Linked DNA regions of Mus musculus: regions 1 and 2 are each linked to region 3. The links are chromatin loops, found by intact Hi-C in ENCODE. Cell type or tissue: left cerebral cortex. All regions are shown on one strand. Links, peaks and the distances in the headings refer to the core of each region. The heading gives the core; the rest is flanking DNA.

Region 1 (10,995 bases), core at 1,600-9,599, 340 kb after region 3:
ATCTCTTCTTCATTTCTACTGAGCTCGCTCTGTAGGCATTTTGATTCATTATCTATTGAAATTTTTCATTCTTTCCTCTGAACTGCATGGTCTGTTGTTTGAGTTCTTAAGTCTCAGAAATATATTATTCACTTCTTAACATCTCTGTGGTTCTTCTTAAAAGGTTTTACTTGATTTTATTTGTGTGTGTGTGTGTGTGTGTGTGTGTGTGTGTGTGTGTGTGTGTGTGTGTGTATGAGTGTTTGCCTACATGTATGTCTGTGTACCATGTGTGTACAGTATCCACAACAGCCAGAAGATGGCGTAGGAATCCCATAGAAGTGCAACTACAGTTATGAGACACCCTGTGGGTGCTGCAAATCGAACCTGAATCCTCTAGAAGAGCAACCAGTGCCCTAAACTGCTGAGCCAGCTCGCTGAACTCTCTGTGGTTCTTTTGCATGGTTAATTCTTTCTTTCTTCTTCTATGATTCCACCTATGGCCCCGTTAAGACATTTAATATTCCAAACCCAATCACCTCAACAGCCAAAGTGTTTAGGGTTCAAATCTATCATTGTTGTTTCTTACCTGTGTGTGTTTCATTGACCTTTGATAATGAGCTAATATTTGGCTGACATTAAAATGTGTGACATTAAAGTGTGGGAAACTAACTTGAGGGTATTTTCCTGGGGAGTTTGTACTTCTTGTGTCTCCACCTTTCAGAGTCCTTAGAGGGACTGTGGGTGAGCTCTCAGAACCGGCCAGTGACTTGAAGACTAGGGGATGCAATTCTAGTATCCACGTCTATTTATCAGATGGCCTAGCCTTTTGTATTAGCTTACTGCTCTCTGTAAACATTCCAGCACATTTTTGTCTTTCTTTCCCTTTGGACTTCATTTCCTTGTCTCCAGAAAGGTAATCCAATTTCCTTAATGTAGCTGCTGGTATCTCGAAGTGCAGAGGCTTTTAGAATACTTATTCCACCACTCCACCAGCAGTGGATGCCTGGATAACAGGTTTTGCTCTGGCTGTGTGTGCCTAATAGCAGCTCTCGCCAAGAGTGACAATTCCAGATAACTGGAGCTGAACGTGACTTAAATTATTTTAGATTTGGAACAGCACAGTGAGTATGCGTGGATCCTCTTGACTATACAAGACTGGGTGACGGGTTTGCTCAACTAACAGACACAAAGGCTGATGGGATTGTGTTAGCTTACATTTCTTCTGCCAGTAAGTCTGTGGCCATTTATGAGAGGGTTATATAAAGTATCAATTTTAGTGACTAATGAATTCATTCATGGCCTCCACACTGAGAAGCTAACATGTAATTATAATCACAGATACCATAGCTGCAGAACAGAGTTACATGGATTTTTTTTTTTACCCCCATAACTTACGGTGAGTAAATTACCCAGGTGACTACTGCCATCATCAGCTCGCTGCTGTAAGCTTTGGATTTCTAGCTGTAGTTATTGTATAAATCCAGTTTTGTGAGGAAAAGTCTTACCTAGTTATGTAATTATGCGTGGGATATCAGCTAGCCCTTTACAAACAGAAAATGATATTAAATTGCTAATGGGCCAAATTTGTGATAAAAGGGAGCAGACTCTGTAGTGGTGTTTCCATGCCTGTACCACCCTTAGGCACGGGGGATGGGGGTGGGGGGGGTGATGGTTTGAATAAGAAAGTTCCCCACAGGCTTATATATTGTAATGCTGGGTCTCCAGGAAATGGAGCTGTTTGAAAGGATTGGAAGGATTAGGAGGTGTGGCCTTGTTGGAGAAAGTGCATCATTGGGGGTGGGATTTGTGGTTTCAATAGCCCATGGCAGATCTTGTCTCTCTGTCTGTCTCTCTCTGTCTCTCTGTCTGTCTGTCTGTCTGTCTCTCTCTCTCTCTCTCTGCTGTTGTGCCCCCTACCATGATGATAATCAACTAAACTCCTGAAACCGTAAGCCAGCCCCCAATTAGATACTTTCTTTTATAAAAATTGCCTTGGTCATGGTTTACAAGCCATAGAACACTGACTATAAGAGGAAATTTAGCAAAAGCCTTGATGGAAAGCCCAGCTTGGCATGCTAGGTGCTGGTGGCTCGTGCCTTTAATGCCAACACTCAGGAGGCTGATACAGGCAGATCTCTGGTCTAGAGAGCACCTTCCAGGACAACCAGGGCTACAGAGAAAAACCCTGTCTCAGAAAAAGAAAAAGAAAGAAAGAAAAGAAAAAGAAGAAAAGAAAAGGACAGAAAAAGTTTGGCAAGATGGTAAATATTATAGCTAACTAGTAGTAAAGTCATACATAATTCTGAAGTGATATTAAATTCAAACTTTTCTGAGCATAGGTAAGTTATATTTGTAATTTTATCTTTTTTTAAATTTAATTTAAATGGGAGTATTTGCCGGGCATGGTGGCACACGTCTTTAATCCCAGCACTCGGGAGGCAGAGGCAGGCAGATTTCTGAGTTCAAGGCCAATCTGGTCTACAAAGTGAGTTCCAGGACATCCAGGGCTATACAGAGAAACCCTGTCTCAAAAAAAAAAAAAAAAAACGGGGGGGGGGTATTTATCTTCCACTAGCCACCAGAAAAGATGTCTTTTTTAAAAATTATTATTTTGTTTTTGTTTGGTTTTATATTTATTTTATACATGTGAGTATTTTCCCTGAATGTATGTATGTGTACCATGTGTATGCCTGGTGCCTACAGAGGTTAGAGACAGTATCAGATGCCATGGTTACAAATGGTTGGGAGCTGCCATGTGGTACTGAGATTCAAGCCCAGGTCCTCTGAAAAGCAGCCAGGGCTCTTAACAGCTATGCCATCTTTCCAGGCTGAAATGTTATCGTCTTCAGTGACAGAATATTGTACAGTCTCTCTATAATGAACATTTGGACTGCGTAGAATGACTTCTCAACAAACACAAGAGAAAAGGCCTGCCTGGTTGCATCTTTCACCAAAATAAATTTAAATTTGGATGGTTTGAAACCAAAGCAACAGATAGTGTATTTAACAGCCATTACATATCTGAGAAAGTGCTGGATATCTGTTAGCCACTAGGAAAATGCAAATCAAAACCTCACTGAGATCCTGAATTACCCATATTGTTAAAAAAAAAAAAAGCAAACAACACACACACACAAACCCACAAAAACAAACACCAGACCAGTGGTGGTGATGTATATACCTTTAATCCTAGCACTCAGGAGGCAGAGGCAGGCTCTCCAAGAGCAAGAAGCCAGCCATGACTGCATAGTGAGATCCTGAGGGAGGGGGGAGGCAGACAGACAGACAGACAGGTAAAGAGAAAGAAAGAGAGAAAAGAAGGAGGGAAGGAGACAGAGAAAGAAAGAGACAGAGTCACAGAGAACAGAGAGACGCACAGAGATAGACAGACAGAGACAGAGAAAGACCACTCAGAGAGCCACTGATCCCTAGTCAGTGATGGAAGCACGGCAAAGCTTGGTGTCAGGAGTAACCATAAATCAGCAGTCTCGGGAGAGGGGAAGGACAGACCAAGCAAGCAGATGACAGCCATCTTCCTTCTGCACACCCTTTTAATCTGGCTGCTTCCAAGTGGTTCTGTGAGTTGATGAAACCAAGCAGCACACAGGCCACCCCCTCCCTCTCTGAAGACAGACTGGAGAGAGCTGAGGTCAGATTACTACAGAGATACCTGTAGGGACTCAGCCTAAAGGCCCAGCGACGTGTAAATGGATGAAGAAAATGCGGTGAACCAAGACAGTGGGGCACTCTAAAGCCATAAAGAAGCCAGACAAAGTCCAGGCATGAAGAGTGGAGTCCCCACGTCCACTAAGGAACTACGGACAATCGACAGGTACTGGCAGAAAGAAATCAGTTTTCTTTAGTGGTGCGGCCCCGGTTAGGTCAAGCACAGCCCCGAGGATGGCCACACACCGCACCACACGACCTGGACTTGGGTTTAAAATAAAAAAGAGGACACAAGGTTGGGAATGTATGTCTACAAAAAGTTGGTGTAAGGGGATGAACGTGATCAAAATACACTGTACAGAATTCTCAAAGCGCCACTAAAAGGTGAGAAGAAGGAAATGAATGGGGTGGGGGGGCTGATCAAAAGACATCGCCTAACAGCTTGTTTGATCAGTAAGTTTCTCAAAGAGAGAGGATTGACTTTTCAATTCAACAGCATTTTATAGGGAACACAGACCCCCTATTCAGACAGAATCAGGTACCTAAACTTTCAATACATAAACTCCCCTCCATTTGTAAGAACCCCAGTGCATTGTAGTGGATAATAAGACACGTATTTACATGAAATCTTGCAGTATTCGTATCAAAAAGTACAGGCACTGCCGACGGGTGATTGTAACAACAATAAGAGTGAGTTGATTCAAGACAAGATCAATAAAGTACATGTGTACTTCTCTGAACCAATTTGCCAGGCCTTCCATTCTAGCTCTGCATGAAGCCGGCCCTGAAATCTCCCTGCTGAGTTTGCCTCTCGGGTCTGAATCCATTCGCCCTGCTTAACTTAGTTACATCTTCAGCCTGTGTGAATTTCAACCTCTCCCGTTGCAGGTCAAAGGTCAGCGTGCACCCCCCAGGATGCCGGGCAGATTTAAAATGCATTAACCACAAACACATCCAAACGCTCAGGCTTTCTGCCTTCAAATGTCAGTAATGAGCTGGAGGAGGTCTTAATTATTATTTATAGTTGTTGAATTCGGACTCTTCCTGGGCTAACATTTCAAAGATTAACTCTGAGCGGCCCTGGTGGGAACCGATGAGCTGGCTTTTGCAATTTCAGAAGATATTAAGCTTGGCCTTTGATATTAATGCAGAATTCTAAACTAAATTCTTTGAAGTCTAGACACCGTTTTCTTTCTCTGAAGATATATCCTTGTGGGAGATATATTTAAACTTCAAATATTGCCTTGTGGTGGCCAATTAATGGTATTTAGTTGCATTTTAGAGTTTATGCTTTAGACTTTAACACCAGATCTCAGCGTCCGTCATCTTGGCAGAACACAAATATAGGGTCATTTAATCAACAGGGTGGGGGTTTTTTAAGTGACAGTGGGGGGGTTGTTTTTTGTTTTGTTGGAGTTTCTTTGTTTGGGGAGGTTGGGGAGGGAGTTGTGGAGGCTATCTTAAAAGACCTCAAGTTCAGTGAACAACAATAACAACAAAAGTTTCTTTAAACCTAAGAGAAGATCTTCGAGCATTTCTTTTCCTGATTCCTTTTCCTTTGGTCCTGTATCAAGGGAGAGCATTGAAAGAAATTTAAGTCACTTCTTAAAATGGCAGAAGAACCAACTTCATTACGTGATAAATAAAATATTGTATATCTCTAATTCTGTTTGAATCCGTATCCTATCAAAAACTGGAAGGAAAGACAGAGCGAGGCTGGCCCCAGCTGCCAGCAGCCAGTCACTGCAAGCAAGCCTCAGACAGCCTTTGCATCCGCTCCCAAACCCTCCGCTCTAATCCACACTAGGACCCTTTCTCCACCGACACTTCCCAGGTAGTGAAAAAAGAAGTCTGTACTCGGACAAGAAAATCCTACTTGTCTTTTTGGGATGTTCTTTAGGATCGCACTGGGATCAACGGGAGTCCCTACACAAAGCGGACTGGTTAAAAAGCTATCTTTGGGGTGTGAGGGGGGAAGAAAGTCACAGTGACTTTGAGTAGATGTGGGACTCCGGATTTCATGCATTGTGGGGGAGTTCTGTGCTTTAAAGCGAGACTGTGATTATGGGGAAAAGTAAGTAAAATTCAAAGTATTAGGTGGATGCTTCCCCCGGCGAACACAAGGCCACACTTGTAACGCTCACCTCTGCTGAATGTCACTTGAAAACATCTCAGTATGGTCCTCCACACAGTCCTCCGTGTGTGTCAATGAGGACGCATCTCTCAGTTGCTTCTTGTATGAAAACTGCTTCTAAAGAGTTTCCCAGTTGGTCCACGGTAGATGTACGGTCCTTCACACTCTGGAATTTGTATTATGTTTAGATTTTAAGAATGGGTGCAAGTCACTCCAGGTGCTTTGAGAAAAAAAATATTAAGCTATTAAATGTTGCTTATTAATAAGGCTAGAGAGCTATTTACCTCTCTCTTTTCTTACACCTTACCCTTCTTACACCGTGATGAATGTAATGTTCAGAAACACCAGTCTACTTTTAAAAGAAAGCAAAGCTAGAGAAGGAAAGGACGGAAAGAGAAGCGGACTCCCCAGTGACAAGCGTCGGTGTCCCTTCGTGCCAAGGAGGTTTCAGCTGAGCATGCTCAGACACATGGGAGGCACCAGACTATCAAAACTCCTTCTGAGAAGCAAGGACACGTCTACGAACTCAATGCTGCAAATCTACAGCTCTTTCCTCTGACACCGGACACCTCTCGAGCGCACACCGGCCGCAATGTGGCTCCTACTTCATGTCATCCTTCTGACAGAGGTCAAAGGTAAGGCTGCCGCTCTCTCGCTACAAGTGACATAGGGTTCCCAGAGATTAGAAAATCGTTATGTAGTTCTGTGATGTTTACAAGAGACTCTGTGCGGTGTTTGGAAGATAGACATCCCGCTGTGCATCCGCAGAAATGGTCGTTAATTTGTCTGGCACACCGAGGAGCCCAGCAGTTTTCAAATGCAGTATGTATCTCCCAGAAACGTGACTTTTTATGTGTTAGAACTAAAGATGGGTTGTATTTTCTAAATCAGTGTTGACATATCAATTCGAGCAGGGGCAAGTGCTTCTGAGAGCAAGGGAGGATATTCATAAACTAAAAGATGCGTTTGTATAAACTCAACCTGTTTGAATATGCTCATAAAATGAGTGTAATTGATTGTTAGTGGTTATGGGGTTTGGAGTTTGGGTTTTTTTGGTATATTTGTTTGTTTTTGTTAATCTAAACTGGGGACTGCAAACCACAAGCAAATCCAAAAATGTCTGAGTTCACCTATATAAAAGTTATTAAAATATAAAAACATATACTCGATATAACTTTCTTACCTACTCTGAGATTTAGAAAGTTGGTGTGAAGTTCTCACTTCCCACCCAGTGACTTTCATGTGTTTAGGGCTACAAACAACTAAAGTAAAAACCTAATTTTGCCACAAGTTTATACACTTCCTATTGCTGTCCAGGGCACAGGAGCTCATTATTACTTTGGTTCAAAATGAGTTCATAGCTTTTCTTTCAAACTTTTCAGAATAAATATTGGAATTTGAAACTATCATTAGCCTCTTTTAAAAAATCAATTTAATTAAATAAGATACAAGTGAGCAGTTTTCATCTTTAAGCAAAACGCGCCGCTTAGGACAATCAAATGTAACTTCCGAGCATAAAATACAGTATTTAAGGACAACTACCAAAAGATTTTTAAATGTTTAAAATTTTATTTTGAACTTGTAACAACACTAAAACTTTGTTCCACATCGTTCATCAAAGGCCTTATCCACCCCCCATGTACCCAGAGCAGTTTCAATTTTGCATTCTAACCTCTCCTGCATGCAAATCTATTCTCTAAAAAGAAACAATAAATTCTTCTCTCAGGAAACCACAGCTTTAGAAACAGGGGTCTGATTTGATTTAAGATCTAAAAGCAGAAGCCTGTGTTCTGTCTTTAGTCATAATATTCAATTTTGGAGGATGGCTAAGAATGAGTGATTGAAAGAGTCCTTGGAATCTTTAACCGGTGCTCCAAACTCTAACCACCGCTCACCAAATTACCCATTCTGTGCACTTGAGTAGGCTTGCGCTGGCCTTTCTGACCCCCCAATCACTTCGAAGCGACTGCGTATGGTTTTGCTGTAGTGCACTGGGCTCTGAAAAGTGGGAGAGAAAGGGAGAAGAAAAAGATCATTTTGGATCTTTCTAAATGCCTGACTTCAGATTTATATCTTGGACCTAAAAATAGTTCAGTCCTCTGCTCCGTTTTATTTTTTGAAGTTTGTGTTACTTTCCCTCATTTTAAACCTTTCTATTTACAGTAACTCACTATAGAAGTGCAACGTGTCGTCCTGACATCTTATGAAATTGTAATTATTTGTTTAGTGATTGCCAGAGATTTTGCGTTTCCTCATACAATTCTTGACAGTTAAAATAGTAAGGCTCTCTGTCACGACCAAACAAAGGCCATTATTAATTTTTTTTTTCCCCTCAGAGTAAAACTTGCTTTCAGAAGTTAAGTCTGAGTGGTTGGTCATTTTTTTTAGGGCAGTATAAGTAAGCCACATGATTGACTGTTTTCTCTTTGGGCCACGGTCACTCAAGTGCTTAAGAAGTAAGTGACATTTACTGTCTTAATGCATTAGCCAACAGCTCCAACCTTCACAACCTAACTAACGCCACTTCATGAGTTTTGCTAACCGGCCCCAAACCACCCTAAAAAGACTTTTAATGAATGGATAGGGGCAGTGTTAACTCAAAACAGTTAAACTCAAACAGTGTGCTTAGGCAGAAAATTAAAGTCTCAAGTATGGAGAATCCTGCTTGATAACTTCCACCGGTTATAGCCTCAAGTCATTTGCTGCTCCTTAATAAATGTGATCCTTCTTCGAAGCAGAGCCCTGGCTCCATTCTGCAGTCAGCAGTGTTTGAGGTCCCCCTAGTGGCCAAATTGCGCCTAGGCCTTAAGGGGGTGCTTTCCAAACCATGGGTCATTTAACTGCATCGCTAGGACTACAGAAACGCTTCTCCAACTACATTTTAATTTCACACAATTGCATCCATGCTGTGCCCAGCTGTGAAAATCAACTGTACTTCAACCCAATCCTCTTGAAAATCTTTCTCGCCAGTAATGGAAAAAATAAGTTTGCTCGCTTGAGGCAAAAACAGAGCCTGCTTGGGGTGAGCGAGCTGGGACCCCAAAGTCACTGCATCCTCAGGTGTGTAACCTCCAGAGGCGTAGCTCTGCACATTCTGCTGCAGGTGCATGTGAAGAGGCACAGGCAACTGCAGGAAAGACTTTCAGAATACCTTCCACTTGAACCCAAGACACAAAACTGGGACGCTAATAATGAAAAGCTGCGTGCTTTTTAAATCTTAAAAAAAAAAAAATTGCAGTCTCAAATAAAATTCAGCTAGTAACAAATTATCTGGGGTAAGGTAGTTATGCAATCATAAACTCACGGAGCTTTTAGAACGAGTCAGCGTCCCCAAACTCCATCTTTTACTTATTCAGTAAATGTGTAACTTGCTAATTAAGCAGAATCAATGTGTTTGTTTTACAAGGGAAACACTAATGAAGGTATGAGGGGGGCGGGGAAATTGCGTGGAAACAATTCTTTTTTTTCCCCCGTGTGCTTAATTTACAGTACGTTAATTTCTTGTGGCTATACTTCCAGAGGAGAAAGAGACCTAGAAGTGTTCTGAATATACAAAATGCCCTCCAAAAACAATTAATTTAGCATTCACATGATAAAGAGCCTTTTGAAAGGTTAACACTAGAAAGAAATTGCACTAGCCAGGTTGTGAAGCAAAGGGCCGTTCCAATGTGTTCAGTGACAAGGGACAGAATCCCAGCCTTCCTTTCTTCCCTGTCCTCCTGCCCACCAGTCACAATTTGGCCCCTTGCCTCTGTTCCTGGTGACACCTCCTGCTCCCTTCTCTCCGACTCCTAAGTAGGAGGCTTGTCTGGTTTTGTTGTGGTTTTTTGTTTGTTTGTTTTTTGCTTTCATTTTGATTTCACCTTTCTAATTGGCTTGTAAAAATTGTATGGGGACCATGTGATGTATCTGTATGTGCCCACGATGCGATGTTCAAATCATCAGAATCAACAAATACTTTGGTACATTTTTCTTTTCTTCACAAGCAAGTCCTTTAATACCCTTTTTGTCAGCCTTAGTTTTACGTCTGACATGTGTTGATTGTTCCCATCAATAGGGGTCGGTGTGAGGAGTCCGTGGAGTACCAGTCAAAGCAAGGATCATTTGAATTTCCCTGCCCTTCACGTCTCCTCACGCTTGGTGTGTGTGTTCGCGCCTATCTTCCAGGCGCAAAGACAAACATAATACACATGCTCTAATGTAGAAGTTGTGAGAATTTACTTGAAGGTGGAATAATTGTTGCTAGAGGCTGACGAGAATCCGGGAAGGGAGGAGATTGATAGAAATCGCCAGAACAGAAGGGGCACATTCTGCTGTCTTACAGCACAGTGGCCTGACCACAGTTGGCGTGGCCTGGTAGGCATTCGATGACGTCACTGCTGCATAGGTTCACTTCCGGTGAGATCCTCTTTGCGCATCTCCCTTGTCCCACCACGTCTACATTCTAGCCGAGTTCTCTGTTGTCTTCCTGGTCTCCTTGCTCTGAAATCTTCCCGGGTTTCCACGTCTGTGCTTTCCAGCCCTCTTGTTACGTCACAGTCTCGGCTCTCTGTCGATCCTGCCACAGAGCCCTGAGTCGCCCTAAGTCGCCGGGCTGCTCCATCAACGTTGTCCACATCTGCGGCTGCATTCCCACTTGGGGATCCATTTATCTTTCAGCAAGACCCTTCTTTAAATAGTCCTCTCACCACCTGGTGTCTTTGCTGGGCTTTGCTTCCTTCCCCCCCACCCCTACCCACCAACTCCCAACCTCTAAAGGCTTCCTGTAGCTTTCTATTTCCTATTAACTCAATTTCCTTTCTGGAGGGGTGGCTGTCCTCTCAACTCCAGGCCTAGTCAACGGTCATCAGTGAGATTATGTGAGCTAAGATTTGGGAGAAGGGGGGAGGGCACAAAACTGAAACCGAACCAAATAATCATTATATCTTCAATCTTAATATGTCAGCGCCAGCATGCTTTCTTCTTAAGGTGTGTAGTGATTTGTCCCAATTCTGAAATATAGGAACCTCTGGAAACGAAGTTTGAACAAATTTGTCTACAAGTTTAGTCTAAATCAGGGACAATTCAGACTCCTTCTTTAAACATGTATTTTTTTTTTTAATGCATTACTTTGTTTTATAGAACACTAATTCACCTACTGGGATTTTTTTTTCTTTATTCAGCAGGAAAGGGTATGCAATTGTGAACTTTCCAAAATTAGTAAAAATATGGAC
Region 2 (10,995 bases), core at 1,768-9,767, 170 kb after region 3:
TTTAATAGGGCAAGTATTTTCTTACCCGTTTTTGTTTGTTTGTTTGCTTGCTTGCTTGCTTGCTTGTTTTTTTTTTTTTAATGTGACGATGAGCTGCTCATGACAGAAAAGAGAAGAAATACCTCGTCCAGTGAGGATAGTCCCTTGGCCTATCCACATGGCGGGAGGGAGGTGGGGGTGGGGTTCCATGCTAAACCTTCCACAGATTTAAGAACTGCCTGCTGTCCTTGTAACACTTAGTGGCAGCTGCGTTACCAGGTGTTTTTGTTTTAAGGGGAAGTTAGATAGAGGGTCTCTGCCAATGCCATTATGGGCTGTCATATTTTAGACAGGGGCTAAAGGGACCTTCAGCCCACACCAGAGAGTAGCTCTGGCCAGAAGGCATCAGTTGTCTCTCTAGCTTTTCCAAATCCGTGCGATGACGCAGAGTGAGAACCAAGGAGGAGAAGGACAGGTTGCTAGTCTCTCTTCAGAGACAGGGAGCTTTCACCTCCCATCAAATCAGAGGTCTCGTTGAATTCCCTTGGTATCAGTTGTGGCGCATCAGCTGTTTGTGCCCCACGTCTTGGCACCAGTGGTCAGATTGCGTACCAGAGTGCAGCCAGCAGGCTGCACAGGGAAGGCAGAGCACAGTCCCAGGATTCTTAGACCATGCCAGGATGATAGATCCTGAGGGGCTCTGAGCTAGCTGGAACGGCCAAAGTGTTGCTGCTCTTCGAGGGCAGGCAGCCATGTCTCTTCTGCTCTAGTCACAGCCCCAACAGTGATGAACACAGCGAGTCACTAGAAGCTGGAGCTGGAGCCACTAGGTGAAGCCAAGGTCCAGCGATGAATGCTTTGGGAAAGAAAACTCTTCCCTGGACTGTTACAGCTCAATATGCCAGGCATCCTCAGATGATTCTTGGTGGGATATCTCGTGCACTTTATTCATTGGGTTGATAGGGACCTTAACGTTTTGGGGAGGGATGGGATCCAGGGGTTGATGCTTCCCTGAGATATTAGGGATGCTCACTCTGAGATATGAGGGATGCTTTTTGCATAGGTGAGAATTTCAGGTGACTGATTGTCATAGTCCTCCTAGTGGGATGTCGTGGTTACATGTTCCGGGAAAGGTAGACCCTGGCTGGGAGCTGGTTCTAACCCTTACTGTTCTCAATTTATGAGAATTCCTGTTTTTTGTTTGTTTTTTTTGTTTGTTTGTTTGAACTTGTTTCAACCTTGCTAAGTCTTCTGTCTGGTGGCACGGCAATGTTCATGTTTTCCACCGGTCTTGTTTTTAACTTAAAACAAAATTTAATATTCAACACATACCTCACTGAAAGGAAGTTTAAAATTAATCTGAACAGCAATCCCAGAGTACCTGGCACGAGGCAGGTAGGGTTTAGAGACTCTGCATCTGCTATTACATTGTGAGCATTTCTCCTGTTCTTATTACATTAAAAAAAAAAAAAAGATCTGAAGATGGTATGTGTTTATAGTGTGAAAGAACACTTTAAGTTCTCCTAGAACTCTGGATGCTGGGTCGATTGTATTGCCTGACTTCCCTAGGAGGAAAACAACCAGCCATAGACAAATGTTTCTGCAAATGAAAGGGCCATGCTGCTTGAAGGCACGCCTCAAGATAAATGCAATCAGAGTCCTCCAAGACAGACCCTGATTACTGGGCTTGTTTTAAGAAATTGGTGCTCATGATTATGGAGTGGCACGTCTGACATCTGCCAGGCAGGCGGCTGGGAACTCAGACAAGAGCTGAGGTCGCAAGTCTTGAATCTGAAACCCACAGGGCAAGAGGTGGGCTGGAGACTCGGTCGCTATTCTGTGTCACAATTCCACATCAAAGACCAGGAACACAGATTATAATCAGACCTCTGAGAGATATGTTAACTCCCCTGCTGGTACTTTTGATCCACAGGAAAAGCTGACACTCTTCCCAATATCTTCTATAGGCGTCCAGCCAAAACTTTAGGCTTCTAGAAGGGTGCGGGGACGTCAGTGTTGTTGCTGTAATAATTAGACATTCGATCAGACCAGATGTTCTGTAAACATCTTCTAATTTGAGCAGCATCTCAGAACGAAAACATCAGAAAAGTCTGCACAGAAATACCCTGCATAGATTTGAGCTCAGGGCTTGCCTACTCCAGTACTGGCACTGAGAAAGTGGAGGTGATGTCACGCAAGGGTGTGGTCCGTGCAGTGGGTAGGCCAGGGCATAGGGATTGATGTGGAATGGGGATGCTGAAACACAGACTCGGGATAGCAAAGGAGAGGAGGGAAGTGAGAAGGGTCAAAACTAGAGATCAAGGAGAAGGCTCAGCATGTGGAAGCAGAGGCGATTCTGACAGGTCTACGGAGTCCAGGGGGGTGCACACAGCTGGAATACAACCTCCAGAGCAGGGCTCTTTAGGACAGGGTGAGGAAATGAGATTTTATGAGAAAAAGATTAGAAGTGTGGAGGATCAAAGCCTTCCTGTCTTCAGTGTAAGGAGGACAATGGAGGCTATGATGGTGGGTTGTCAATAGTTACTGTTTCTGGACATAGTTATTGAGCTTCCGAAGTGTGTGCTGAATACCGTGCAGCTTGACTCTCATCTAGTAGAGATAAGAGAAAGTGAGTCGCTCCTTGATGCCCAGTGTCCCCAGGGGAGAACTGTCTACAGTGCAGGGAGAAAAGAGAGCGACAAAGAAAACTCAGGACTAGTCACCCTTCTCCCTGGACTCTCACATGGTTTCCCTTTATAAGGACACTTGGCTACATTACATGCCATCCTTCCTGAACATCTCATTTTACTGAGGTCATCTCTTTGCAGCCTTCTCTCTGAATGAAGTCATATTCTCAGGTATTATTACATCATAGGACTTCAATGTGTAAGTTTGGGGGGTGGTGGTGGTGACATAATTCAGCCTATATCTCAATTTTAAGCCTGGGTGGGATTCTAAAAAGTCAGTTGAGATTTAGCCAAGCCTCCTCCTCGCTGTGACAGAAACTTCACAAAATATCCTATGGGAGCAGATCCCTAGAGAGTGTGGCTGAGTCTCCTCAGCATCTGTAGCCTTGGGAAAACTGGATGCATCATCGACTCAGGGAACGCAATCAGTGAGCGTCTTCTTGAAACGTTGAGACCCTGTATGCGGTGGTTGGAATGAGAACGGCCTCCCTAGACACGTATGTTTGAATACTTGGTTCCCCATTTGTCGGTCCAGTTAGGAAGGCTTGGCCTTGTTGAGGGAGGTGGGTGTGCCCCATGCCATTTCCAGTTAGCTCTCTGCCTCCTATTTGTAGATAAGGATGTAATCGCTCAGCTGCTGCTCCAGCCATGCCTCCCGGCTGCCATGCTCCCTGTCATGATGGCCATGACCGCTAACCCTCTAGAACTGTGAGACCCAGTAAACTCTTCTATAGGTTGCCTTGGTCATAGGGGCTCTTCAGAACAATAGAGAGCAGGGACATTCTATGTTGTTTGAAGTGTTGTCACCTGATCATAGCTAGCAAAAGAGGACACCAAGAACAAATGAATCCTTCCCTGGAGCTCCTGGGCTACTGTTCAAAAAAGGTTTTGTGACCTTTGTTTGTTTATTTGTTTGTCACATATTTTTTCCATCATACAGTTATCATCTGCCCTGTGCGATAGGAGGCTGGACCTTGGAGATGTTCCTGGTAAATGGCGGCAGTGGATTTTCCTTCCTGTAAAACCAGAGGCAGTGAGCAGCCACATTGGATGAAAAGGGTTCAATTTTTAACAAGCACAGTTTGACACAAAGAATATACCAAGATGTCTGACGAGGGTGGAGGATGGGAGATCTGCAGTCTTTGGGGCTGTGGGGGGTGGAGTAGGAGGTGAGCTCTGAAAGACAGGCCAGGGTGATGATATATTTAGTTACAGCATGTGAAATGACTAGTTCTCTTCTGGGAAACATTAGTCAAGGTTTTAGAAGGTGGGTGGCTGTTTTATGCAGCAGAAGAAAAGAGTTTAATGAACCCAGATGAGGGACATCAAGAGATCTTTCCGGCAGACATTCATGAAGTAAATCTCTCAGGTCCAGGAGGTTCTACTGTAAGTTTACCCAGAGGGAGGTTTCGCCTTAACCGGTACTCAATGCCTGGTGTGTCAGAACGGACTGTTCTCTTTGAGAAGACAAGGGTATCCACTCCTTTTTTTGGCATTACAGGAAACCACGTGTGTGCCTACCACTACCCTTTACAGAATCCCACTTCCCTGACCCAACCCCCAAGTCACACTGGTCAGTTACACAAAACTACAGATGCTTGCAGCACGTATGCATATATATTCTTCTGTCTTATGAACATTTCTTTGATCTCCCAAAGGCTGGTTAAATCCCAACTCCTTTGCAAAGCTTCCCTTGATCCTCCTAATTTGAATACTTTTCTCTGCGTTGTCTAGAGACCTTATAGGATTGTATAGTCACGATAAGGTACAACCCGCCACATCACCTACTGGGATTTTTTCTGGTCTTGTTCTGTCTCTATTAGGATTCTAATAGATTATTTAATTTCACAAAGATATAGGCCTGGGTTTTCTTTTCCTTTGAAGCCTTGCCTGTAGAACAATTCTTGTTCATAAAATGTGCCTATTAAGCCCATTGAATGACACAGAATTACTGTCTGCTAGATGGTGTTGAAAGGATAAGAGGAAATGACTCCCTTTCTGTGAGAACACCCTTTATTGGGAAGCGGAGCCTTGGGGTTGTGGGGAGCTGGTCTGGAAATGTGGATGGGGTGAGTTTGGCCCCAGGCTGTAGAATTCTAAGGGTATGAGGTTTTAGACCAGTATTTGCCCATTGTCTTGCTAAGATGTTTTTAGGGCACCTTGGTAGACGTTTCACCAGTGAGACTGGAGAGGCCATTTTAGTGACACACTTAAGGTCAGTTTTCCTGTAACAGTAGGCCTGGAAGTATTCTTCCAACTCTTTGTCATTCATAAGTTGCTCAAACTCTGCAAACTTGGTGAGTTGAGCGCATTTTTTCACCCCAGAATTTGATTGTGAGGTGACATCTCTTTTGCCTTTAATTTTGTGTATGTGCATGCACATGGATGTGTGAGAGGAGCTTGCATGCATGTAGTATGTATGTGTTGGCAAGCCTGCGGAGGCCTGGGAGGCTCCATCCATTTTGTTTGTTTGTTTGTTTGTTTGTTTTTGAGACAGGGTCTGTCTTAGGGTTTTACTGCTGTGAACAGACACCATGACCAAGGCAACTCTTATAAGGACAACATTTAATTGGGGCTGGCTTACAGGTTCAGAGATTCAATCAATTATCATCAAGGTGGGATGGAGGCAGCATCCAGGCAGGCATGGTGCAGGAGGAGCTGAGAGTTCTACATCTTCATCTGAAGGCTGCTAGCAGAATACTGGCTTCCAGGCACCTAGGATGTGGGTCTTAAAGTCTACACCCACAGTGCCACACCTGCTCCATCAAGGCCACACCTTCTAATCCTGCCACTCCCTGGGTCGAGCATATTCAAACCATCACAGGGTCTCTCATTGGCTTAGAGTTGACGAAAGTAAACCAAGCTGGCCAGTGAACTCCAGGAATCCTCCTGCCTCTGTCTTCTCAGTTCTGGGATTAAAAGCATGTGCCAAAATGCCCAACTTTTTCTTTGGGTTCTGGCAATGAAATATAAGTCCTCGTGCTTGTCTGGTGAGCGCTTTGCTAGTGGAGCCATGTCCTAGCCTGACTTTGGCTTGGTTTTCCTCCTGGTTTTAGATCTGGTGGCTGTGGCAAGGTGTGGTGGAATGAGTTCAGAAATTAAACCAACGCCTCCCCCGGCATCCTGTGGTTTAATCGAAAAAATAGCGGGTCTCAAAGTTAACGTCTCTAGCTTCATTTCATGTTTAAAATGCAACAGTAACCCCGGTTAACCCTTTCAGGAAAACCTTGATCCTAGTCACATGGTATGTAGTATGTGGCCAAGGGCCTTCAGTTTCATTACTAGTTCTTGAACAGCTGTTTGGGATTAGGGTTAAGCCTGCAAGATAGATCCCCCCCAAAGCCATGTTCTGTCTTTGGGTTGCTTTTCCCCATGAACTCAATTTGCCATCAGGAATCGATGCCTTCCCCAAATTCAGCAAGCCTTTGCAGTCTAAGATTGCCGTGGCGGTAAAATAAAAATCATCTCTCTGTAGTTAATAAGCAACCTTGTAAGATGAAGATGGCTTAGAAACAAACAAACAAACAAACAAACAAACAAACAAACATTGACACGGCTATGCCAAGGATGAAATGGAAGGGACCCAGGAGGAATTTGTGACCTGAAAAGGGGCCGAAGATGTACACTGTCGCCAGCCATGGCCCAAAGCAAAGCCCAGGCCAGGACCTTGGGTACCTGGGTAACTTTTTATTCCGCGTCTGCCCTCTAGTGGCTGAAAGAGGGATTCGCTAACTGTCTCCGTTTGGAAACAGGCCCTTGCAGAGGAAAGGGAGGAAGCAAGCTGGGAGTTAGTTAAACAAAATACTCAGTAGACTTGTCTGCAGTCACCTCCTCTGTGGGCGGCCCCTCAAATTCCTCTAACCTGTTCCCTGTGCCTGCATTGTAGAAGGCTCAGCGGTAAGAAAGAACAAAGTCCATTTACCTAGCCTCACTTTCTTAACCAAGAATATTTCATTTGAGAGATGTGAGGATTATAGGATCTAATTCATATAAAATCGTCTGACTTGGAGCTGGTACACTTCAAGCATAAACTCCGGTTTTCGCATCCCCTTTCATCTTTATTCACGTTTGAGTAAGCAGATAGGCTCGGGGCTGAGAACATGTATCGATCCCTATTCAGATTACCTTTGAAGTGTCTCCAAACAGCAGATGTTCCCTAACGCCTTTAAAAAGAAACCAGTCACCTCGGATCGATAAGCTCTCGCAATTGTAGGTTTTGATAAGTGGACTCATCAAGGTTTTCTCTCCTTTTTCTCTTCAGATGTATGAGTCTGCCTGTTCCTTCTCAACTAGAAACTGTATCTTATTCACTTGGGCTCACTCATGCTCTCTCTCTCTCTCTCTCTCTCTCTCTCTCTCTCTCTCACTCTCTCTCTGTGTGTGTGTGTGTGTGTGTGTGTGTGTGTGTGTATGTGTGTTCCTCCCTCCCTCCTTTCCTCACTGGAGTTTGGGGTTTTTTGAGACAAGGTCTCTGTAGCTCAGGCTATCAAGGAACTCAATATATACCCCAGGATAGCCTCAAACATGTTGTGATCCTCTTATCTGAGCATCCTGGGTGCTAGAATTAAAGGCATTACAGGCATGAACCATCACATCATGGTTATCACAGGATGTATTTGAATAGAATTTCCTGTGATCTACTTCTGAGGTGAAGGGCTGGCTGTAAGGGCTGTCTTTCTGGGCAAGCACATGGCTGCAGTCAGCGTCCTTCGAGAGAGCATGGGGAGGATGCTCACTGGCTAACATTGCCTCACGTCTACATCCTACACTCTGAGGTCACAGTGCTCTCTCTGAGCTCTGCTGGGAAGGGATCTTACTAAAGAAAGGCAGAAACACAGGTACCCGCCTCCCAGTGGATGCTGCAGTGTTATCAGAAGTGTTAAAGATTTGAGGAGATTAATCTTGAGACCCGTACAGATCTCAAAGTGGTCCACACAAGTGTACTGTCACGTGCTGGGGCTGGCTCACTGGAGCCTGAGGTACCTCTCCTACGTCCTATGTTACAGCAGTGAGCTAGAGAAAAAAGTGAAAGAGTTCTGAATCTATGCGCGGCACGCGGGGGAGAAGGGGTCTTCCTGCTAGAAGGAACAAACAAGTATCTGGCAAGTTTTAAAGCCTTGAGGAGGCTGCTGTGTGGCGCGCTCGCGCGTGCGTGTGTGAGGAGTGGGTGGGGAGAGAGAGAGGGAAGGAGGGAGGGGGATGGCGAAAGAGGGAGGGAGGGGGATGGAGAGGGAGAGAGAGAAAGGGAGGGAGAGAGAGATTGAAACTGAGATCTGGGTTGAAGAGGCCACTTCTGCTTTTTGACAGTGCTCGTGGGTGAGACAGAGATAAGACAGGAGTAGAAGAGAGAGCAGCGATAGCCAACAGGCGCTCATAGCTTCTGCTTTAAACCAAGCTCAGAGGAGAGAAGGTGAGAAAACACGCATATTACGTTTCAGTTCTAAATCTCTCCAAGCAAGACACACCCAAGGCACGGATGGAGTTGGTAGTTGCTATATCTTGAATCAAGACTTGTGTGCTAAAGGACAGGTCACCAGCCTGTAATGGCACTACATGGAGTTGCTGAAAATTTGAGGGGAAGAACACAATTAGAAGAAGTTCCGTCTTTGAGGTCATGCCTTGAAGGGAATAGTGAGTCCTCGGACCCTTGTCTCTTTCTTTGCTTTCTGATTAGCATAAGGCGAACGGGCATCCTCAGCCGCTAGCTCCTGCCATAGTGCGCTGGACTGCCACAGTCCCAAAGCATCGGGCAAGGAGACCACAGGCTGAAACTGCTGACCCAGCAGCCGCGTGAACCTTTTCTTTCGCTAAGCTTGTTCTCTCAGGTACTGACCGGAAGCTGACTTGCTTGAAGAGGATGAGACTAACGATGCAGTAAAGCACCGGAAGTCCAATCTATTCACCATTAAAGACTGCCTGACAGCTCACCTGTGGGCTCTGAGAAGAAGCAGTCAGTGAAAGATACGCGTGTGTTGGCTTGAGCCCCTAAGTAGACCAAGCCGCCCAGTAGGATGGGAAGGGTGTGGGAAGAGCTGCTTTCCTAGGGGAGCAGGAGGTGGCGGTTTATGTGTGCTATGATTTGAGATGCCAAATTGCCATCCTAAAGCAAATGTCAGTGTGAAATTGTTTACATGACTCGAAAGCCGGGCAGAACGCTCAGGCTTGCGATCAAAACGTGAGTTCAGCATACAGGTGGCATTTTAAGCCAGAGATTTGATGAGATCACCAGGGAATGTAGATAGAAGAGATCCAAGTGCAGAACTCTGGGGCACTTCAGTGTTTAGAGGTAATATGGGGCCATCGAACAAGACTAAGGGGGCCTATCGTCAACAAGGCAGAAGGTAAAGTAGGCAGTGAGAAAAAGCTTCACAAAAGCCAGAATAAACGGCAACTTCAAAAATGGTACCAACAGGCCAAGTGAGCACAGACACAGGGGCTAACTATTGAACTTAGCAAAGAGATCATTGACTGTCACAATTTCCATGGAGCCTAAATCCAGGGTATGAAGTCAACTTTGAAGCTTGTTAATCTTGCTCATCTTGCTTTAATGTCTATGTCCCAGCATGCTAAGAGGGGTATTTGTAAAAGGAACACGGATGTAAATATGTAAAAGGACTATCCCAGGCAGTGCCCTGTGCTGTTTGAATGAGATGCTGCCCACAGTTTCAGGCATTTGAATGCTTGGTTCCCAGTTGGAGGCCTTGGTTGGTGAGGCTTGGAGGGCGTGCCTTGTTGGAGGAAATGCATCACTGGTGGCAGGCTTAGAGAGCTTACGGAGTCACACCATTTCTAGTCTGCCATTGGTTGTGTGGCTCAAGGTGTGTGAGCCCTCAGCTTTCTGCTTCGGTTGCCATACTTTTGATCCACTGTTAAGGAATCAAACACAGAAATGTAAGCCCAAATAAACTCTTCTCTAAATTGCCTCAGCCGTAGTGTTTTTATCACAATAGTAGAAAAGTAATGGATACAGGCTATGATGGTCTTGTGTGGACGCTCTCACTGTAGACAGTTGGGCCAGCAAGGAATGTGTTACCAGACAAGAGTATACTTGAATGACGCGAAGCTATAGATGTAATTAGATGTTTATTTACTTACTTACTTATCTATTGGCACAATCTCATGTATCCCAGACTAGTGTTGAACTCACTATGTAGCCAAGGATGACCCTGAACTTCTGATTATTTTACTACCATCCTGAGTTCTCTTGAGCGTGCCAAGATGTTGGGGATGGTACCTAATTCCTGTGCATGCTAGGCAAGCACTCTTCCAACTGAGCTATAACCCAGTCTCTTTCTTATACTTAATTAATATTATCATTTCATAAGTCTCATTTTTATAACCTCAACATTATTGTCATCAAATAACCATAACTTGATAACTCTATTAAAGTTCATCTTAGAATTAATTATTCCAATTTTCATTCCTATTTACATAGTCCATTCTTATAAATTCTGTGACAATGACTGCACATTTATTTTATAAAATTAATTTATCTAACTTTTAGTATATGAGTGTTTTGTGTGCATGTGTCTGTATACCATATGCATATGTGGCTTTGGAGGCTAGGAACCCCTGGAATTGTAGTTACAGGTGGTTGTGAGCTGCCATGTGAGTGCTGGGAACTGAACCCAGGACCTCTGCAAGAGCAGACAGGGCTCTTAACTGCTGAGCTACCCCTCTAGTCCCAGGTATATTTTTAAATCCTCATTATCTTCATGCTCAGACTTCCATGGACCTTCGATATATTCTTCCTATAAGCTAGGCTTGCCATCCTTGATTCATAACATGCCTTTCATTTATTGATTCAACTGGAGATATTTATTGAATGGGGCCATGCATCATCTCTGTGTTCCTCTTCGAAGATGCAATGGTGAGAAGGTTGGCTGTAGTGACTGCCTGCACAGAATTTTCAGTGTAATGGAAGTATACAGCACTGACCTTAAATGAGCACTTACAATGCAAGTGACAAATGAAATGAGAAGGTGTCTTCTTTGTTCATATCTTCCAGGGATCAACCCTAGGGCTTCCTTCCCTCTTTCTAAATGTATCCTCGGGAGCACAGTCCATCTCTTGGATTCCATGAATTACTCCTCAAAGTTGCCCCTGAGCCAAATGTCTCAAAATATATTCAACCAACATCTATTTGATCTGGCTTGGTGGGAACTTCAAAAGCACTTTGAGTCAAAAGAGCAAAAATAAAAGCAATCACCATCACAGTTCAACAGTCCCCCCCCCACACACACACACACACTCTGATTCCCTACCTGTGCCTGGTCCACCATCATCCACGGCAGCATCCTTGAGCCAGATGCCCACTTGGACACAAGAG
Region 3 (10,995 bases), core at 1,323-9,322:
GTGCTGCCCACGGTGGGCTGGGTCTCTCCACCTTAATTAGTTCATGTAATCAAGACAATCCCCCACAGAACTTCCCCAGGTCAGCCTGCTCTAGACAGTGCCTGACTGAGACTCTTTCCTTGTTAGGTTACATTGTATTAAGTTAACAGTTACCAGTGTAGATTATAGTAACAATTAAAGCTATCTAGCACATTAAACCAGCTAAGACAGCAATGGCAATAGTAAAACTGTTTGGAGAATTGAAAGAAAGAGTAACAAAACAGGTTACACACTTAGGGTGGTGCCTGGTATATGAGACGCCCCCAGAGCAAAAACCATGCAGCAATGGATACTGTGAGGGCAACCATCACCATGCAGCAATGGCTACTGTGAGCAAGGCATCCCGCGCCCGCTCTAGTGTTGATTATGATCTTCCCCTTTCTCCACTGCCTCATCCTTCTGGCAGATACCCATTTTAATTAATTGCTTCATCGGTCCCCTTCTGGGCTGTCTCTTTCAGCATCAGCCAGTGTCCACGCACAAGTGCAATAGAGCTGACCTCTGTCACACTGTCACCGTGACTCCTTCCTCCCATTTCACAACTCTTGCCCCATTAAAGAGCATAGTTGCCATCACAGGCAGTTCTGGCTTCTGGTGTTGGAACCTCCTGAGACTCATCTAACTTATCTAGAGAGTGGGAGTCTGCCATAGAAGGCTCAAAACTTCCCAGTCAGCCTGAGATTCATACACAGTAAGACCCCATATCAAAGGAAACCTCGAAAAAATAAGAATAGTCATCTTATGTCTTTTGGATTTTTTTGAAGGTTAAATGAAATAAAATATTTATATTAATCACCAAAATGCTTGGCTTTGGCACATATTTATCATATGAATTAGTCTTTTTTTCCTCTTCGGCTTCTGTCTGGTCCACCCTGACATTACCACTGAATTGATTTTCTTCCGCACCATCCATTCATTCAGTCACTGTACACACGGGCATCATCTGTGACTTCATCACATCGTGAAATATTTATTCATCGCTTCTCTGAGAGAGGCTGCAATTAGGGCACAAGACAGGCATCAAGAGCTACGGGGCCCACTGTGGAAGCTGCATTCTTGCTGGCAGCCAAGTAATTTCTCCACTGACCTCAGTGCCCTTCCACCAAGGCCAGCCTCCTTGGCGAGGCATCCAGGATGTGGCCCTAGCTGGCTTCATTGTGAGCTCACTCAACTCCTGTCTCTGGATGCTTACAGTTTCCAGCTTTCAGTCCAACACTTGCCTGTCCCCTCTGTTTGGAATGCCTTTCTTTGTGTGCCATAGCTTGCCTGAAACCATCCACCCTCATTCGATGACTTCCCTTCTTCCTTGTCCTTCCACTTCACTCTGTTGCTCGGCTTCTCAGAGGGTGTATGCTCATACATGGGCTCCTGGTCACTCCGTCCGGTGTGATACACTTCCCCCCACCACTGTCATGTCACAGGAGAGTCTGGAGAGCTCCCTGATGACCATTTGTCTGTGGAAAACAGTTTCCCACCAATTTTGGTCATTTTATTTAGTCAAGGTGCTACATCTGCAAGCAGCTGATGTAAAAATGACCAGCTAGTCACAGCATCAAATTTCATACTGGCTGCTAAATCAATGCATCACGTACCTTACCTCCTGCTGCTCTGCATTTCATGATGGATCTCTGGTCTTTACAACCACTGGGCTGAGAGGGGTCCCGCCTTTGGACAGGAGAACCACACAGCCAAGTGGATCATCTGGCTCTAATGAGAAGCCCTAGAAAGTAGCCTGTAAATGTAACTTTCATTTCCCGGATGCAGTTGTCACCTCCGAGGCTGACTGCCTCTGCTGCTAACACAGGCCTCGACCTGGATGCTTCTAGCCTTTGCATAAATCTTTTATAGGCCTAGAATGCTTTCTAGGGTGAATAAGCTCACCCTCTTTCTGAGCTCTGGGTGGCTGGTTTAACTCAGCTGTTATGGCTCAAACTCCTCTCCCAGCTGACTTATTTAATTTGGCTTTTCTTGAAGCCTCTGAATTGCTCTGCTTGGCCTCAAACTAACTCTAGCAATCTTTTCTAATCTTCTGGTTCCTTCTCATTCTCTTGCTCCTTCTGTCTTTACCCATGTCTGGCTTGTTCTCTCTTCAATCTGTCTCTATAAAACTCTCCCAGTAACACTGCCTCCTTCTCCCTCTCTGGGCTGCTCCACTCTCACTCTCAACTCTACTGCACTGCTCTCTACGGACTCTACTGTATTCCTGCCCTGTACTCTCTTCCTCCTGCGCTGTCTGTCTTTCCCTTAAGTAGCTTCCCTTTCCTCTCTCTTCTCTTGAGAGTTGGGTGTATCCTATTCTGTCAAATCTTTCTCTCATTGGTCACTTTTTCTGTCATCCAATTAGACATCTCTTTTAAACATGCATGCTTCCTTCTACAAACTAACTTCACCGTCACTGTTTGAGATTAAAGGTGTGTGCTAAGGACTGAACCACACCCTAACCAGAGACAGATTCAGATACCCTGTAACAGTGGCCCATCTGTGAACAGACACCTTTACACGTGCACAACATCAAGAGGTCAAGAGAATGGTGAATCAGGTGTGAAAAGGCCTCAGATTTCTGGGGGCTTGTTTGGGCTGCCTCTAGAGGTGAGGAGGTGACCCGAGTTGTATTTCTTGGCTCTTGTTTTGGAGTTGGTTGTTTATGAGAATTCTTTGATGAACTCTCTTTGGGTAAAAGCCTTGGTGGGGCGTCTGGTTGGACACTGCGTCTGCCTATGGCTTTTGAATACATTTGGAAGTTGAATGACATAAGACCCTTGATTCTTGAAGACATCAGTTTAGATTATTCAAGTATTTTCCCATGGCTGTGTCCCCAGGATGAAACTTTTTGCTGTGTCTCTTCTGTATCATCTTTCTTCCGTGGAGGCTAAAGATCCTTTTACTACCTTGAAGGTTAAGGTGGTTGGTGGAATAACTTTTCTCCTGTTACCCAGCCAGAGTACAGATTCTGTGCCGAGGGAAAGCTAGCCAGTCGTTAAAGTATTGTGTTACAGATTTGATTTAATGGTTCAAAGTCCTAAAGAACTACTTCTCGATTTTGTAGTCCTCCTTCAGAAACCGACTTTGGTGCAGGAAATAATCATTGAGATCCTTTCACACTCAGAAAGCCACTTCCTGGTGTGGGAAATTAATGGAATGTGCCCGTTACTAATTTATTTCAGGCCTGAAACTAGGCCTGGAGGAACAGGCAGGAATCTGAACCTGTCCAGTGGCCTTTGCCAGACAGGAAGCAGAATTTCGGGGCCTGAGAGAAAGGCAGCAGGCTGGAGGGAGCCCACCCAGAAGTCTTCCTCCTAGTCCATCATACAGCCTTTGATAGATCTGCCATATGCCATATCTTTACGTGGACTGGACCACATGCATGGTATATCTCTGTTGGGGCTGGACCTTCCCATTCTCTCAGCCCAGACACTTGCTCTTTCTCCCTGAAGAAGTTACACAAAAGTCATTTCTATGTTTTATGATCAACCCCAAAGGGTTTGATAGGTGTCATACATTGCTGTATGTCTCCAGAGTGTTCCTTTCGTGTGCCTGTGCTAAAGCATCGACTACACAGCAGGTTATGGACATTCTTCTGTCTCTCTAACTGGACTAGGGAATTCTTGGGCTCAGTGCCACGTATATGGCTCACAGCCTTGCACAAGGCCCGTCAGCCAACAGTACGTGATCATTTGAGCCTGCTGTTGTCCTCAGATCACAAACCATCTATTCATAAAGAAGTTGCTAATTAGACGGTTGGCTACCAATGACTGTATGGATATGTACTTATGTTGTTTTCCTTGGGTAGTTGTACAGATTGCTTTAAGTTACTTACATTTTAATAATTTTAAAAACCACCAGCCTGTCTGATCTTTTTCTCTGTGAGGTTCTTGACAGGAGATAGCTTGTACTAGCTGGGGCTTCTCACCCTATCCTTAAACAAGGAAAGTTGGACAGTCCTAGAAACTAGCACGGTGGTGACGACTCAGATGAAGAGGTGAGGATCCCATGGGAATGGAGCTATGGCCCGCTGTTCCTCATGTTACTCTCTTGGAGTAACTGAGATTTATTTTTCTCCTGTGGGAAACTGTCCCCTCACAGTGGGTGTCACAGGCAAGCCTCATTGTGTGTCTGTCAGTACCACTTCGAGCAGGTTGGCTTTGAGAGCTTTTTCTCCTAGTGATGGGGGAGGACGCCCAGGGAGTCTATTTATCATATGGCCAGAATCACAGAAAGGCAGTCCTTTCCTCAAACTTGAGTCATGGAGCTGTGTGATGTGTCATTTGTCATTGTCCTCTGTGAAGATGCTGAAGACAGGCAAGTTTATTACTTAAAGGATGGGCTCTCGCCCTTACCGTCCAATCTCCTACACTCCTCCTGGAATACAGTCATGTTGGATCATGATGAAAATTTCAATTAAAAATTTGTATTTGATTGACTTTTACTTATGTGCAGATGTGTAACCCTATGTGTAGGCCTGTGCGTGAGATGCCAGTATCTGCAGAAGCCAGAGGCATCAGATGGATCATCGGATCGGCCACTCTGGAGTTTGAGTTACTGGCAGTCATAAGCCAACAAATGTGGATGTAGGAATGGAACTCAGGCCCTCCAGGAGAGTAGTACATGGTCTTAATCACTGAGTCACCTCTCCATCCTTCCAGGATAATTTCAATGAAAAGTCTGATCCACTAAGCCCTCAAAGTTGTTTGCTACCAAAGTAGGGTCCTCAGTTGTGTTACTTGGCTACTAGATTTTTCTCTCTATTTACATCTTGTTTATAGGTACGGTGTCTAACAAAGGGAAGGAATATTTCCTAGGAGAATGCTAGAAAACTTTAGCAATGGGAAACTGTCTATCAGCTTTAGAACTTCCCAAGAAAGCCCAAGGAGTTAAAGCAGCCAACCAAGAATTTGGAAAAACTGTAGCGCTGGTCTTCATCAGTCAAGAGACTGGCACCAGTCAACAAGAAACACACAGAAACTAAGAAATATGACTGCCAAAGTCTTTATGAGCAGGCTTGCCCTAGAGTTTTACTACCTGTGGTTGGGGGAGATGTTCGGTGAGTCATTTGTCCTGTGACCACAGTGGCTGAAAGGCAACTCTAGCTGCCCTCTAGCCTCGCATCATCTAAACACAAGCCAGGGTTGCTCAGTCAGTCTTTTTTACATCCTTGGAGATGCAGGAGAAACTGTGTTTCTGGGAAGGGTCCCTCTAATTCTTCCCTGTAATTGTTTCCCTCTTTGGTTCACTACAATGTAACTGTAAGGTCCTCAGGTGGAACTCTTCCAGGGTGGGAGGGAGACCCTTCAGGATTCTGTGCTGGAAGGAACTCTGCTTATGTGACTTTTCCACCTCACTCTTCTCTGTGTTCTTAATTGATTCATTTTCATCAAGTATCTTGAATACCCTCTCTCTTCCATCACAGTGAACACTCAAAATAACATTAATAAAAATTTAGCTTTACACCAACATCTATTAAGAGCAAAACTCCGGGCCAAAGCTATTAATCAAATTCCATTTAAGAAGAGGATATTAAGTAAATTAGTTGAGCTGATTAAAAACACCTTCATCAAAGTAGAACATCGGTGCCAACAATATTAAGAGTTGAATTATCGATTTTGCTTTTTATAAAAACTGAAGATAGTCCATTAGCAGGGAAGAAAAAAACGATCCTTCTTCCTTCACTTTGAGGACAGTAAGGGTGATCTACTGCTAGGGATGGGGAAAGAAGTTCTGGGAAGCGAAGGGCATGACGGCAGAGTTTGTCAGAGGGTCAGAAAAGAAGCTCTGAGGTCAGATGCCCAGAGGAGGGCGCGGTCCAGCTGGGCAGCAGGACCACCTACAACCGCGCCGGTTGCGAGCGTACACCGGGGCGCTCCCGATCCCGGCCGCCAGAGGGCGCAGCCCGAGCCGGCGCGGCGCCGGGAAGGAGGAGGGGAGCGCGAGAAGGGTCAGGCGCGCAGGGCGTCCGCGCAGCTCGGCTCCGGGAAGGGCGCGGAGCCTCTGCCTCCGGGATGCGGCCTCCCGCGCTGCTGGCGCTGTTCAGCTGCTCCGCGGGTAAGTAGCGAGCGGCCCGGGCGGGCGCGGGGAGGGAGTCCCGGGGCTGCTGGCCACCCCCGCGCGGTTCCGGCTGCCGCCCGCCCCGTCCCGCCCCGTCCCGGCCGCAGCGCCCTCTAGTGGCGCCACCCTCGGCCCGCGCCCTCTCCATCTCCGCCTCCTTCCGCCGGGGCACGCGGGCTGGTGGGGAGGGCGCGGCCGGGTCGGGAGCCAGAGCCGCGCAACTGCTAGAAACTTTACAAGAGGCCGCGCCTTTCCCGCCCCTGCGCGCCGCCCGTGCGCCCTGCGGTGCACACCTCGCGCCCCACTATGAGCACCCCGCCCTGTGCGCCCCCAGCGCCCCGCCGAATGCTTGCCGCGCTCCGCGGTGTGCACTCCGCACTCCACCGTAGCTATCCTACGCCCCACGGCATTCATGCCACGGCCCGCCGTGTGCACTCTGCGCCCCACTGTGTACACTCCGTGCGCCCCACCGTGTGCACCCTCTGCTTGTGCTTACTCCGTGCCCGGCCGTACACCCCCTGCTCTCTACCGTGTGCCCCTGTGTCCCACAGCTGTGCACTCATGGGTCCCATAGTTGTGCATCCCATACCCCTAGATGTGCATCCCCGCGCCCCACCTTGTGCACACCCCTCGATCCTCCATGTGCATTCCCAGTGCCTGGAGGTGCATATCCCAAGTTTCACCCCTCCCGACCTTGAATACCGTATCCCACCTCACCGTGCATACCCCGCATCCCACTGTGTGCACCCCGCTCTCTACCTTGTGCATCCCCCGTGTTCCGCCCTGTGCACCCTGTACCTCCTGTTGTGGACAACCTGCACTCGGCCATGGGCACCCCTTTTCCCACTCCTCCGTATGTACCCTGGATCTCCTGCTGTGCATGACCGGTGTCCCACTATCTACACCCCACCCCCACCCCCGCCCATCGCCCCAGTCAAGCACACACCGTTTTGCCTTAAATACTCCATGCATCCCATCGTGTGTTCCTTGAGACCCTACCCAGCTTTACAGAACCCTGATACAGCCATTAGCACGCCCCAAGGCGCGCCCCCCTCCCCGTATCCCTTGCGTCACCCCCACCCTGTACCCTCAGCTCCTGCAATTTCCCAGAGACCTCCTCTCTTTGTGTACCACTCCCTAGGAACCTACAAACTTGGCCTGCCTTCCTCCTAATGCAGTTGGGCAAGGAGGGGAGGGAGGACCGGGGTGCCCCGCGGAACCTTGAGGCCTCCGGGAAAATCAGAGAACTGGTCCCAGGCAGTCCAGTTGCCTGTTCCTTTCTTCCCGTTTTCTGGAGGCCGTTTCCTCCCCCTTTCAGCTAAGATGATGTGGAAAAAAAGTTATAAAGTCATTGCGAATGACTCTTTATGATATTTGTTCAAGTTTGAAAGCGTGGGTTAAAAAAAAAAAAAAAAAAGACTCTTTGCAGCTTGTCCTAATACTTTTCCCTAACCCTGACTTGTCTGTGAAAAGGCAGAATTTCAGTTTTAGAAATGGCAGAATGGCTCAGTTTAGGGAAAGATGTAGTCCACGAGAGCCTTGACAGCTCGTTTGGATTTGGATTTATGCTTTCCGAATAAGGACGTTTTTTGTTTTGCTTCTGTGTACCCCTGGCATTTCTTCTGGTGCTCACTAAGTGTGAGAAAATTGAGCAAGATTAGCTTGTAATTAATTGCTCACCCACATGATTAATTTGGCAACACTGTAATTTAAAATGTTAGGGCACCTTGGACCCAGAAGGTAGCAATTGATCATGAGGAATTTTGGCCAGAGATCATGGGTTGGAGAAAGCTTTGTTGAGTCCTGGAGAAAAGCAGGCAAGAGGGCTGGGAAACGCTGCTTCCAACGCCTGCTTTACTGCCCGTAGGCTTTGCAGCTAACCAGCTGGGTGGGTGATGGCTGAAATTGGCGTTCTGTTTATAGCATTGCATTTAATAATAATATTTGTATACTGCAGATGCAGCATATAGGCTGAAAGGCACATTAGTATTTTCATATCTTTTTAATACTCTTAAGGGGATATTTGATGTGATGATAACACAGGAAAGGACATTCAGAAAGAACTAAAATGTCAACATGTTTTTAGAGATATCTCCGAGCCTCACGACATCCATAGATAAGTATAGTAAATGAGGCATAAAACCCCTTAAAAGGTTTCCATGAGAGGCTGGGGAGATGGCTTAGCAGTTAAGAGCACTCACTAGCTGCTCCTGCAGAGGACCTGGGTTCAGTTCCCAGCACCCACATGGTGAATCATGACCATCTGTGACTCCAGTTCAGGGGGTTCTGATGCCCTCTTCTGACCTCTATAGGTGCCAGGCAAGATAAAATCAATCTTAAAAAAAAAATCCAAGCCCCTGTGAGACACAGTCTTGTGAACTGGCTTCCATGAGTTAGTACGGGAACAAGCCCCTTCTTTCTTTCATACCTGGTGTTTATTGTTCTGTACTTTGATATGGGGAGAGGGCCATTGAAATGCGGCCTCCACTCAGAATCCCATTGTAAGTAAGGTGATTTGTGAGTCATTAAATTATCCTGATAGTTTGGAAGGGGCTTTTATCCACCCCTGTAAGAGTGGTCTGACTGGGTAGTTTCCTCCCAAGCTAGCACATTCATTTTATATTTTATTTTAGGAAAGTCAATATAGAAATTTCATTTTAAACCTGCCTGCATGTATGCAGACAGGAAGTCGTGGCAGCTTCAGTCCTAGCGTCTGGAATGAGTTCCAGAGGGAGATTTACAGCTCCTTAGTCACCATTCGTGAGCTCTGTGGCCTTTTAGTGGCTTTGAGCCTACATTGTTTTATATAAAACATGGAGCAGGGACTTGATAGACGCCTGGGAATTTTGCTGTCTCGTATGGTTTTAACATACTGAATCTGCCAGAGAAGGAACTGCTGTCTACCTTGTAGCCTTTGGCTTTTCTTTGTCTAGCTAGGCTTGTTTGAATTGTATGGGGTTTAAAAGGATGGGTGGAGGGACAACAGTGATGATGTTATGAGATATTTCTCAATGGCTCTTGCAAACTGGGATGGCCAATGAGATATCTATAAGGATTATGGGGACACTCATTTAAAGTGTCTGGTGCAGCTAGGATATAGACCGTTGGGGCTTACCCTTCTCCCTGAGTTGTGTGGATCTGATGGCTGGAGTTCTGAAAGCCACATTGTAGCCATGAGATCACCAAGAAAACAGGAATCAGGTAGAGAGGAGAAAGCAGCCTGGGTACCAGATGGATGTGGAACACCACAGCATCCCTGTCTGTCACCTTCCTCCAGCCTTGTATTGCAGGAGATTGTATGCAGCCAAAACCAATCTTAATTGATACCTCTGTGGAAAAGAAGACCCACACCAATGGTAGAATAATAGCTATTAGCTTTTATCTTTCACATCCCTGTCTCTCTTCCCCGAGTGAGCCAAGATTGTATTTCTTAGCACCTGCCAAATTGGGGTGATTTCTTTTCCTTCTGAGCCAAGTCTTGCTTGGATTCTTTTCATTGCCGTGAGTTAGACATGTTAAGACAGAGTCAAACCTAGTTCAGCATTTTGTGCGTGGGTTTTGTTTGTTTGTTTGTTTATTGTTTGTTTGTTTGCTTTTGATTTTGCAATGTCTCCTTTCCATTTCTTAAGCCACTCGTAGATATCGCTGACAGTGGTTTTAATTCTCCAGATAGGTTCATTGTCATTTGGGACCCGCCTCTGGCATGATCTGCTTGGCCCTGGAGTTGACCCTATGACCTTTGCCTGTAGCCCACAGTCAAACCCTAACAGATAGCATGACCTCAAAGTCCTTCCCCATTCAGTGTGTGTGGTGGGGAACACATTTGAATTGCTAGACAGAGCGGATTCCAAAATCCACAGGAAGACTGTTAAACAGAAAGACTATTTGGAGCTTCATTATTCAAAAGGCTACTTTTGAGGACCCACTGTGTGCTGAGTACTGAGATGTCTCAGAATGAGCTAGCTCCACTCTTGTGGTGTGGAGATGACTGTGTAAGAGGAAAAGTGACATTCGGTAATTAAACTGGACATTCAGGATGCTTTGAGGATGTGCTGCAGGGGGATCCTTGCCTTCCACCTGGTCTGGTGCGGCAGTTCTCAACAAAATAGCTCTTGTTAATGGCAAGAGGCTTTTTTGGATGTCACAGGATCACCTGTGTATCATCTAGAGTGAGGGATGTTGTGAGGCATTGGTTCTCGGCCTTCCTAAGGCTGCTCCCCTTTAATACGGTTCCTCACGTTGTGTTGACCCCCAACCATAAAATCATTTTTGTTGCTACTTTATGACTGTGATTTTGCTGCTATTACGACTCATAATACTTACTTATGTAAATATCTGTGTTTTCTAATGGTCTTAGGCAACCCCCAAGGAGTCACGACCCACATTTTGAGAATTGCTGCCGTGAAGTATCTTACAAGGCACAGGAAAGCTCTGCCCTGATATTTAACAGTTTAGTTACCTGGTGTGATATTTTGTATATGCTTGCCTCAGGGAGTGGCACTATTAGGAGGTGTGGTCCTGTTGGAGTAGGTGTGTCACTGTGGGGGTGAGCTTAAGACCCTCACTCAAGCTGCCTGGAAGTCAGTCTTCCACTAGCAGCCTTCAGATGAAGATGTAGAACTCTCAGCTTTGCCTGCACCATGCCTGCCTGGACACTGCCATGCTCCTGCCTTGATAATAATGGACTGAACCTCTGAACCTGTAAGCCAGCCTCAGTTAAATGTTGTCCTTGTAAGAGTTGCGTTGGTCATGGTGTCTGTTCACAGCAGTAAAACCCTAACTAAGACAAAATGGACTCCGAAAGTCAATAGTGTTGAGGTTTGAGAAACTTTTAGATCAACGAAGGCTTCCTGTAGGAAATAGTAATACTGTAAGCTCAGCCCTGAAGGGGAAGGAGAAATGGATCATGGGAAG

The links. Peaks named below come from ENCODE experiments on the same cell type or tissue, not always from the same donor. Only the 100,000 strongest peaks of a DNase experiment are listed, where the experiment ranks them.
Region 1: a loop joins it to region 3, with 2.3 times the contacts of the local background. A loop is called at or near these places in 4 of 42 quality-filtered maps.
Region 2: a loop joins it to region 3, with 2.3 times the contacts of the local background. A loop is called at or near these places in 2 of 42 quality-filtered maps.

What each region holds. Positions count from the first base shown.
Region 1 is chr5:150,012,494-150,023,488 of GRCm38, forward strand. Rxfp2 (relaxin/insulin-like family peptide receptor 2) reads left to right here and starts at 6,182. Exons shown (of 18, transcript NM_080468.2): 1 at 6,182-6,417. The coding sequence starts at 6,375. In left cerebral cortex, for the core only: CTCF peaks have their summits at 5,384 and 8,574 (motif pointing left); DNase peaks (open chromatin) are centred at 5,386 and 8,565.
Region 2 is chr5:149,844,818-149,855,812 of GRCm38, forward strand. 4930500F04Rik (RIKEN cDNA 4930500F04 gene) reads left to right here and starts at 2,930. Exons shown (of 4, transcript NR_045758.1): 1 at 2,930-3,163; 2 at 3,607-3,655; 3 at 7,974-8,076. In left cerebral cortex, for the core only: a CTCF peak has its summit at 6,375 (motif pointing left); DNase peaks (open chromatin) are centred at 3,849 and 6,388.
Region 3 is chr5:149,672,302-149,683,296 of GRCm38, forward strand. It overlaps B3glct (beta-3-glucosyltransferase), which reads left to right and starts at 5,929. Exons shown (of 15, transcript NM_001081204.2): 1 at 5,929-6,078. The coding sequence starts at 6,036. In left cerebral cortex, for the core only: CTCF peaks have their summits at 5,927 (motif pointing right) and 6,127; DNase peaks (open chromatin) are centred at 5,985, 7,824 and 9,237; H3K4me3 peaks cover 1,887 bases; H3K27ac peaks cover 712 bases.